Linked DNA regions of Homo sapiens: region 2 is linked to region 1. A link is a loop called in an ENCODE intact Hi-C map of the cell type or tissue named here. Cell type or tissue: chondrocyte. All regions are shown on one strand. Each heading gives the region's core, and the rest is flanking DNA. Links, peaks and the distances in the headings are about the cores only. Region 1 overlaps LDLRAD4 (low density lipoprotein receptor class A domain containing 4). Region 2 overlaps LDLRAD4 (low density lipoprotein receptor class A domain containing 4).

The links. Hi-C counts contacts between places; a loop is a spot of excess contacts. Peaks named below come from ENCODE experiments on the same cell type or tissue, not always from the same donor. Only the 100,000 strongest peaks of a DNase experiment are listed, where the experiment ranks them.
Region 2: it touches region 1 in a loop (2.8-fold over the local background); 1 of 110 quality-filtered maps calls a loop at or near these places.

Annotation. Positions count from the first base shown.
Region 1 is chr18:13,547,696-13,553,073 of GRCh38, reverse strand. The region is part of intron 4 of LDLRAD4 (low density lipoprotein receptor class A domain containing 4); the gene reads right to left. Among named protein-coding and RNA genes, the nearest start is that of MIR4526, 61 kb to the left of the region's middle. RefSeq lists enhancers at 2,315-2,816, 4,080-5,029. In chondrocyte, for the core only: no CTCF peak of the experiment used is centred there; DNase peaks (open chromatin) are centred at 2,233 and 4,393.
Region 2 is chr18:13,650,256-13,655,633 of GRCh38, reverse strand. It overlaps LDLRAD4 (low density lipoprotein receptor class A domain containing 4), which reads right to left. Exons shown (of 7, transcript NM_001378100.1): 7 at 2,883-5,378. Among named protein-coding and RNA genes, the nearest start is that of MIR4526, 42 kb to the right of the region's middle. In chondrocyte, for the core only: no CTCF peak of the experiment used is centred there; no DNase peak of the experiment used is centred there.

The DNA of each region.
Region 1 (5,378 bases), core at 227-5,226:
TTACTAAAAATATAAAATAACAAAATACTAACCTCTTATCATTTTTCAGATCCTTCCTTAAAAATACGCAGAGGATGAGTAAAGTCTTAAATGAGCAACATCATAAAGGAAGTAAATGAACCAGATACAATGATTATTGGTTAATTTCAACCTAACCAATAATAACTCTAGGAACTTTTTTGGGCAGCAAACTCTGACTTTTTCTTAACAAGAGAGAAATAAAGCCAGGCAAAGGAGATCCCTAGGCAATCCCAAACTGAAGCTCGGTAAAGAACCGTGCACACCCACTTACTCAGGTGGCCCATGAAGAGGGAGACGGACAGATTCTAGGTTCTATCACTTTCCCTGTACTGTCTAGAACAGCATCATCTAAAGTCGGGATACAACACGGAAGAAAGAGTGAAGAGTCACAGTCCTCTAGGAACTACCTCAGCCGTCAGCCTCTCCCCGTCGTTAGGAAGTGGAGGGAGGAGGGTGAGCCCTGGCCATCTATCAAAGGCACAATCAAACTGCACCAGCAACCAGAGAGGAGGCCAGGGGGAAGGATCGTGACTGGCTGGGCAGAAGCTGAACCCTCAGGAGCTAAGGGAACCTTAAAGGCATTTTCAAAGATGCATAAGCCCAGGTCTAGAGATAGTGCACTGTCCTTCCAGGTCCAGCTAAGGCAGAGGAGATCGGGAGGCATAAAACGTAAGTGCCTTGAAAGAAGTGACATGCAGGCATGCCTTCCAGCAGCCCTGGGATTCGATGACATCAGTAGCAATCTGTCTGCACTGCCCCAGCAAGTAGGAAGCACGGTGTCGTGGAAAGGGCTGGTGGACAGTTTAAAGGATGCAGATGCTCAACCTGGCTGGCCGCTGGGAGCTGCAGGCCTAGGTGGTCACTGCACCCCACTGTGCCTCACATTGTTCACACTACTGATATGGTCTGGATGTCTGTCTCCTCCAAATCTCATGTGAAATGAGATCCTCTGTGTTGGAAGTGGGGCCTAGTGGGGGGTGTCTGGGTCATGCAGTGGGTCCCTCGTGGCTTGGTGCCCTCCCTGCAGTAATGAGCTCACAGGATATCTGGTTATTAAAGCTACTGGAACCTCCCTGTCACCCTCTTGCTCCCCATCCTGCCATGTGACACACTGGCTCCCCTTTGCCTTATGCCATGAGTGGAAGCTTCCTGAGGCCTCCCCAGAAACAGATGCTGGCACCATACTTCTTGTACAGCCTGCAGAACCATGAGCCCAATAAACCTCTTTTCTTTATAAATTACCCAACCTCAGGTATTCCTTTGTAGCAGTGCAAAAAGAACGAACACCTGCTCACTTGATAGGCCCATATTCATGGCAGGTCAGGGTCTTCTCAGCCCATGTCTGCAACTGGTTTCCCCCAAATTCCCTCTGTTTCTCTCCCTGGCAGAGGACCCTCCTCTGTCCCTGTTGGCCGCCCTCCTACCCCACCATGGCACACTCTGTGATGCCATCCTGTCTGCTCAGTAACTCCCCCCAGTTCTACGGAGTTTTGGCTACTCTTCATCTATCCTGTCTTTTCTCTCTTTCTGCAAACCAGAGCTCTCAGAGTACCTCCTTGCTCTCAGCTTTATCACACGTGCCCTGGGACAGCCGAGGCCTCGGCAGCCTGGCAGGATTCACTCTTTGCTCTGTGTCAACAAGCAGTTCTGGCCCACAAGCATGGGCCAAATGAGCCTGTGCACAGACTAAAAACAAAACAGATCCTCGGTAGGACACACAACAGGAGCACTTAATCAAGATGTCTCTACAAGGTGGCCCTGATAGGAAGGTCAGCACAGCTGTCCCAGGGTTGTGGGGGACCCTCGCTGCTGCTCTGTCGGAAAGGCCCCCACATTGCTGAGGGTGGGAAGAAAGAGGGTTGCTGTTGGCACCCGATGACACTATTTTGCTCGTGGCCGTTGGAGGTGAAGTCAAACAGTGGGTCCTGAGGCGAGTTAGGAAGTGGCACTGGCCGTAGGGGTGTAATTTAGAGATGCATAGAAAATTGCTGGGGAGGCACACGGAAGATAAGAAGGGCCCAGTGCTCTGCTATCCCCCAGAGGCAGAGGTCAAGCCCCTGGGCTGGGTGATGAGAATGAGCACAGAGGGGGCATGACTGGAGGGTGGTGTGGCCAGCCATCTCTGCCCACGGTGACAGCATCTGTACTCATAGGAGGGGGCCCAAGGGAGGCAAAGAATGGGACATCCCAAACAGAAGTCGGCCCTGCCTGCTCGCAGAGGAAGGGACTTGGAGCCAGGTTCTGGACACCACTCACAGCGGGACTCGGACTTGGAGTCTCGCTCTTCCCAGGCTCTCTCCACCGCCCCTAGATCTGGATGGCCGGAGGGCTGTCAGCCAGGCCCCTCTCATCTTCCTCGGCTTACGTTTTGGCAGGGGCCAGCTCCCAAGGCTGCCATTTCCTAAACCCACTGTGGAAGGCTGCTCGGCGGGACTCATCGTCTTGATGGCATCAACATCGCCAGCACTCATGCCTTGAGCCTTCCTCCTGGCCGTCCTCAGGGACGCCTTCTCATTCTCACAGCATGTGTTTATGATGTAAGCCGTCCAGACACCCTCTAGCCCCTCGAGCTTTGACTTATTCCGAGCCCTCTGCAGCTCCCAGTATTACGTCTCTCCACAGACCCATGACAGGTTCAAGAATTTTGTTTTCATCCATCATAATTTGCGTAACACCAACCAGTTGAAGGTTTTTTTCCTATGCTAGCTTTCCCTCCACAGAAATGAAACAATTCTGTGAATGAAACCATTTGCCTATTACATGTGAAGTGTGTGTCTGTCAGCTCAGGGCTCTGTGTTTTTATATTCCTCATGAAGCTGCCCCTTATTCTCCCTCCAAGACCACTATAACATTTTGGTGGAACCCTTTTCCATGATAGAACTTACATTGTCATGTTGTGGTAATCTGTTTTCAAGTCTTATGTTAAGTAGATAGTAAGCCCATTGCCCCCTTGTAGACAGCAACTGTGTCTGCTTTCTTCCTGTGTGGGCACGTGGCCAATGCTCCAAGAAAGAAAAACGTTGCTGGATTAAAATATGCTAGTCGGATGATGGCAGCAGTTCAGAAGAATCCACGAGGCAGAATTATCATCTCCATTATACAGAAGAAATGCAGCTCAGAGAAATGAAGACTCTTGCCCAAGTTTCCCTGGCTTCTAAAGCGGTGGTGCCTGAATTTGAACCTAGTTCTGTTTGATGGCAAAATTGCCTTCTTGACCTGTCTGCTGCTGGCTTCCCCAGAAAAAACAAGGAAGCAAGACAACCAAATGCCAGAAGCTTTAAAATTGGACAGACTAAAATAAGGCTGCCCCAGCTGCATAGGGTGCTGCTGGTCTACGGCACACATGGTCCAGCCAGGGCTAATTTTAACTCTTTGTCTGTTCTCTAAGTTTCCTCCCTCTTCCAGCAGAACCCACTGTCCTCTGCTCTTGGTAGCCACGGCCTTTCTATGTTTCACGCTCACAGCTCAGACACTCAGATTCAGTTCCCTTTTTCAGACAATGTTAAAACACAATTATAGATCTGTTCTCCCATTAAAATGCCTCCGTGAATAAAATAAACTGAACAGAACCGTCTGGTCTTCCTGGGCCCTTTCCCAGAAGCACCTGATGGACATCCCCAGTACCTTCCATGGGCAGCACCCCAGCTGGGGACCATGGCAGCTCCACTATCCAGCGTGATTCCTCATCCTTGCACAATCTCACTGTTTCTGAGAAATGAAGACAGCTGTTTTCATTATGGTTTTAGCCTAAACAAAACTCCAACTTCTTATTAAGAATGTTTAATAAAATCAACAGGGCATTTAAACTGCCAGCAGGGAGCTTGGCAAATTACATGCTGGCATGGTGCCTCCCTCTGTGTCTGGATGCAAATATTTCTCATCTTTACACAGCTTTTCTGAAACATCATAATGCCATCTCAACCAGCCCACCCCCACACCACATGCAACTATGACTTTGTGAGGCACACACCAGCATCCATTTGTGACAAAAGCGAAATGCAACTCCCTGTAGAATCAGCTAGGCTAAGTAGCTGTTTGCTTTTGGGGAGCTGAATATTCAAGAAGTTGCTTTAGGACTCATGAAATAATTAATAGATTCCCCATCTTGAGATGGTAAAATGAAAAAAGTATTCCTTGCATTATCCCATCTCATATTTATTAGGTACAAATGATGGCAGCAATGGCCTGTCTAGAATGGCCGCTGCCATGATGCTGGCTGCAGCAGGGGAGGCATGGGTGGGGCCGTGTGCTCCCTGGAGCAGGCAGGAGCCAGGAACAGGTGGGAGCCCTAACCCTTTCCAAGTTGGTGGGGCAGGAGCCCCACTCTCCCAGGCATAGCTGCAGCCCCCCAGCCACAGCTGTGGACATGGGCATCCCTGCACCCCTGGACTCTTGGAGGCCCAGAAACCACCCCGTGCCCCAGCAGGCTTGGAAGTGCCTGCTCCCACTGCCTGGCCTCTCCCCACTCCCAGCACCCACTCCAATTTTGAAGCAAACTTGTGGCTGAGCCCAGGCACTATTACGACCTGACCAGGTGTGCACATACTTGGAGTGGCACTGACATCCCAGCCCCTTGCCCTTGGCCCCTTCTGGACTTTGGGTGCCAACAAGCAGGGGAAGGAGGCCAAGGGGGTGCTGAAAGTGGCTCAGCCTGGGCTTGCAGGCACCCCTTGGCACCAACAGCCTGGGCGCCATGAATGCCATGAACAGCAGCAGGAGGCAGACAGGCTCCTGGGTGGAAAGGGGCAGGTCCCTGGTGACTAACCCCACCTTCTGGCCAGAGTGAGAACTTACGGTGCTTTTTCCAGGCCTGCCAATGGCTGCCTATGGACCAATCAGCATCTACTTCCTCCCTTCTGAAGCCCATAAAACCCCCCAGACTCAGCCAGACTCAGGCAGATGACAAGATGACCTGCCTGCAGAGAGGAGCCACCCACTCTGGGTCTCCTCTCTGCTGAGAGCTGCATTTGTCAGAATGACCTGCCTGTGGATAGGAGCTACCCACCTCGGGACTCATGAGAACTATACTGTCACTCAATAAAGCACCTCTTTGACTTGCTCACCCTCCAGTTGTCTGGGTACCTCGTTCTTCTGGATGCAGGACAAGAACTCAGGACCTACTGAATGGTGGGACTGAAAGAGCTGTAACACAAACAGGCCTGAAACACACCCTCCTGCTTGCCATGTTGTGGGTGACAAGAAGGAGAGAAGAGAGAATGAGAGAAAAGCTGCAGCCCTTTGGGGAGCCCAGACATAGGAGGAGCTCCCTGAGCCAGGGCTGTGACACCCTCTTTGGGGCTCTGCACTTCCTAGCATTTCCAAACTTCTGGGCACCACCATCTTCCCCGGTGTCCACA
Region 2 (5,378 bases), core at 128-5,127, 100 kb before region 1:
AAGTTTTAGCGATAACAGCCATGGTTCACGAGGAGCCCCACATGTCAGGCCCTACGGCGTGCACATTCCTTGGGTCTTCACAACTGTCCTGCCAGGTAAGTATCGCTGTTGCTGTTCTATAGATGAGACTTTAAAACCTGTCAGGGACATTAATTAATTTGAGATGAAGCTAATATTCGGACCACCCAGGTCTATTAAGATTCAAAGCCTGTGCTGCCCTTTAACTGTAAGCGGGAAATATTCAAGGAGCCAGATCACCTGGGAATCCCATGCCAAATACAGCGCCTCACCTACTGCCCTGAAGCCCTGGCCCCCGGGCCCGCGTGGAGTGGCCCCCGGGCCTGCGTGGAGTGGCTTGCTCTAGGTGCTGGTGTAGGTTGCCAGAACGTTTTGTGCTTATAGATGACTGGTAACAGTGGAGACAAATACAACTCTGTAAATGAAAATGGCTTCGTAAGCAGGGAAAGTGATATAAGAGCCGCTATATACAGCTGCAGTTTTTTTTTTAGAATAATAAAAAAAAATGTATGTGCTTACTAGTAAGTCCTTTAGAAAGTATTTTTAGTCACCACTCTGCTATGTTCAAAAACTGAGCTTTTGCACTTCTGATTTTTTTAGCATGAAAGGGTAAAGTTGGGTGAATGAGGTTTGCATTATTAAGGCAAAAGCTAGAGTCTTGACAGAAACATGACATTAAGACTTTTGGGAAGCTGTTTTAAAATGTGTGTTTGAATTAGAATCCATTCAAACAAAACATCAAGGCAGTGTAGTGAAGGAAATCTAATTAGAATGTTCTCAGCAACAGACTCATATGCTGTGCACATGTCATCATGGGAGAGCAGAATAGGGGCTTTATTCCATGGCCCACTCTGGGTGGGTCTCTGGAAGGTTCCAAGGGATTATTTCAAGCATGCCTTTCTGGCAGTCCCCCTGGCCGTGGGGAGAGGGCAACCAGGTGAGTGTGTGGCCAGGTGGATTCTGCTCAGCTGTTGACACTTCTGTTTGCAAAACAAATGACTAAAATAAGTGGGTGAAAGAAAGCCAGGAATTGCTTAGCTTCAGAAGTTGGAGGGGTTTGGGAACAGTCAGGTGGCACTGAAGTACAATGGAGAACCCAAATTCACGAGCTTTGGAGCATTAAGGAGGCCCAGGGCAGGGTGGTGTCGAGACCATCGTCAAGGAGGGGGTTCAGACAGAAGGCAGTGGTGTGGGCATTGGACATAGCGCTTGCCCTCTCTCCCTGCCATCATCCCCTCCAACCCCGCCCGTTCTGTCTGTCGCTTGGTTTGCACTGTCTCCGAGGCATCTGAGCCGAGTGCTTCTTGGCTCCCACGCTTCAGCTCCAGCCAGAGCGGGCGGTTCCTTTGTGCACCAGCAGTTTCCAAGCACTTCCAAGCCTTTGTTTTTCTGTCTCAGGTATTTTGCTGAAGCCTTCTGAGCTTGCTCAGTCCACAGCCAGGGTGGCTGGGAAGATGAACCTGTAAGGGCACTCCTCAGCAGTGGGCAGATGAGATGTCCCAGCCTCCTGTCCTTCAGAGGCACAGCCTGCATGGTTTCTCGAGTGTGGCTGAACCCCTTGGCCCGTAGTGGGAACCAGCTCAGCATACCTTTTGTATTTTCTCTCTCCTCTCTCATTTGCCTGTTTCCTCTGCTAACAGTTCCCACATCCTTGGCTCTGAGACAGCTTCTAAAGTGACAGCTGGTACAGCCTCCCAGGGACAGTGGGGGAGAGAGGAGCCCTGTGTCTCCGTTGTGAGAAGCCAGTCCCAGGTTTTACTGGATTTGCTGCTTATGGTCTGCATAAGCAGGGATCCCAAGCCTGGATTCCCCTCATTCCTTCTGTGCAGAGCTGTCTGCAGGAACAAAGTTTGCATAGTTGTTAGCGTTAGCAAATTTGGGGGGTATCTTTAATATTTCTCTAATGGTTTGCTAAATTCAGAGATTACAGAATTTATTCCAGAGTGTGGTGTGGTTAATTAGTGACTATTTGCTGTTTGACAGGAAAGAAACTTTCCTATTGCTCTATTCCTTCTTATAGCTCTCTTCAAATCCCCTTTCCAAAATAATCTTAAAGAAAGAATTTAATTCAGAATCGAAAATGGATGTACCATTAGAATTTAGGGCCCATACCAGAATTTGGGGCCCATACCATTTTGAATGGTATTTTCAAAATTTCAGTTTCCATTTGCTAATTATAAGTACATAGAAATGCAAAAATAAATTGCATATCCTGCAACCATGCTAAATCCACTTTAGTAGTTTGGTAGATCGTGTGGGGTTTTATGCACACACAGTCATCATCTGTGAACCCATATTCTTATTTAGAGCATAGAGATAATACTATTCTAGTCTCTCGGTGTAGGAAATTTAGAGCCTCTCTGTTGTTACATTATCACTGACTGGAGACCTCCAATGCCAAGGAGTTTAAAACACACACTGAGGGGGTCTGTTCCATTGTGGAATAGTTGTCATTGTTAGGAATCTTGTTCATATTTTGGGCTGAGCATTTCGGTTTTGTGTGACAGCCACCCAAAGACTTTTTGAGGCATCTAGAAAGTCCTCCCTGGGCGCCTCAGGTGGGGTGAGCAGTTTCTCTGGGGACTCCTTGCATGAGGGGACCTGATGACTGTCTGAATGACCTGTGTAGAACCCAGCATTGGGAAACGAATCATGATCTGACCAGAATTGCTTCTAGTAGAATATGAAGTAGTGATTTTTTTGAAAAGTCAGAGTGACTACAAGCTGAGTGGGAAGTTTAGCTAGGGAGCCACAGGAAGTATTTCTTTGAGACAGGTCTTAAAACACACAGCATTTTCCCCATGCATGTGCCTTGTTGCTGAAAGACAAAGAAAAACAAAACAAAAACCCAAGGGACAAATGTATGCCGCTGATTATTTTTAATGATTTTGTGCTATGGTTTGACCACAGCATTAAGAACAAGCAGAAAAATCTGATTTCATAACTAACAAACAGCACTTAGAGCAACATCTTTCTTTAAAAGTATTGCAATTACAGACCTTAGGTCTAAGAACTACACCATTGCTCAGGTAAAAGAGGCAGATACGTGACAGGTGGAAATCTTTTTCTGTATATAACTGGGAATTATGTTGAAAAGTAAGCACGAATGTTTGTTAAAAAAGACTTTAATGACTTTTGATTATCATAGCTCACAAACAACTATTGAAAAGTTCAAATACAGTTGTACTTTTTTAGTAGATTGCTTTATAATAAAAATTAAACGAACTAAATGCTGTGAATAGTATTGTACATATTTTAAAATAGCCTTAAACTAGACAAGTATACAATTAGCATGATTTTTGAAAGCTATGAAATGAAAAATAGCAACATACCAACAAGCACATTAAAATGAACCAGTATCATTAACAGTAAAGTTTAAGCCTCAATTCGTCCTGTAGAAAGGAAGCAATGATGTGGTAACAAATTTTAGTACCTCTGAGTCTAGAACATTCTCATGCTCAACAGTTCTCCCACAAGGTTGAACCTGGGGGGTGGGAGCTTTGTTTCTGACAACAGTGAGCCTCAGTTCTTAATGATGAATCCCAAGGGGTGCACCCTACAGTATACGATGGAAACAACACGTGGGTCTAGACACGCAGGATCCACAACAACAAAAGTGTCAACTTTTTACGGCCCTTTCAAACAGATACTAAAAGGGCTGACTTTTTTAATCCATTCAGCATTAAGGGTTGCATTGTAGAGTCAATTTCAGTTTAAAGATAATCTGTCATTTGTTTCCTGGATGTTAGGGGTATGATTATAGAATCTGACATTTTCAAAGTCAGAACATACACCATGGAGCAAATAAAAACTTTGGAATTTATTAGACTCTACTCTGGTGGCAGAATAAGCTGATAATATGGGTCAGATGGGCAAAATTCCACGAACTGCTCTTATGGACAACACTCGAAAGGATGCCCACACCCAAGATTCAACCGTGGTTTTAGTGAACATGGTGTTATAAACTTTTCTTGTTCTTTTGTTTTAAAATTAGGGTATTTGAAGATAAATGCAGAGGTCACAATCAGACACTAAAAACTAAGCCGGAAGAGAGATGTAACAATATACAATCCAAAACGTAATTTCTAACTGATGGCAAAACCGAGTTTGCTTTTTGGGTCCGTATTATGATGGGACATGAATGGGAATGGATGAGAGGTCCTTCACTTGGCTGGCTGACAGCCAAGTCTCTTCTAGTGCTAACCCATAACTAAACACATTTTCTAAGAACAGGGTCTTCTTGTAAGTGTATTTGTTTTTCCTGAGGTATTCTTTCCCTACAATCTCTACTGTTACTTCATTGGCTCCACAGCTTCAGTTTGTAAAAGAAAAAGGCACAGAGAGACTTGGACACAGACGGTCACAGATGCCTCTGGAGCTGAACAAAGTCTTCTGCTGCAGGCTGATTTACTTATTCCTCTGACACAGTTTCTGCAACAACAAAAATGTGCACTTTTCACTGTTGCCTGACACCTTCGTGATGCTACAGCAGGAGATAGATGCAGGAGATTATAAAGCAAGTTGAAAAACAACATTTTTCTGACTCAAATATAACTAACACTGGTCCAGCTGAGCATTACTAAAATGATTAAAATAAGAAGCGTCTAGTGGCAACCAAAAAGCTGTGGGATTTTTTAAAAAGTATTTTCTTTAAAGTGTTTTCACAGCAAAGATGCAACTTTCCATTGCTATATATACGCTGGTCATAAACTGTTGCTTGTTTGTTCACACTTCTTTCTCTTGTGTTATAATATTGATATTTAATAGGAAAATAAACTACATAGACTTTAATCTGTATGCATCCATTTGCAAATTTCCTTACAAAAGAGGACAAAGCACATAGGCATTCACAAATTCTATGCCATTTCTGTTAAAATTGGTATCATCTATACATTATATTACAGTATTAACAACTTTTTGTTCTACCCATTGGGTAGGATATGTGCATAATATATTCAACTTATATACAGCACCTTACAAATAAAAACATAAGAAAAGACAGACAACTGAAAAAAGCACCATTTTAAGTGAGGCACAACAAAGGTGGGAGCATCAAGTGCAGGAGGGGGCGGCTTGGTTCCTATATCTGCTGAACTCAGAACATGAGGCACCTTAGTTGCTGAAAAACTGACATGCAGATCTCTGACATGATAGGGGTATATCTACATATATATAATGTGCACGGATAGTGTATATATAATCTCTATAGCTCTAACCCTCTCCCGCATTACACAAAAACAAGGACACGCAGAGGGAAGAAAGAAAAGGATGAAGGAAGACATTGCTTTCTTAGCAAGACATTCCTACACTCAGACAGCAGCTTCCTAATGCATCCAGTTCGAGAAGCAGCAGCAGCAGCA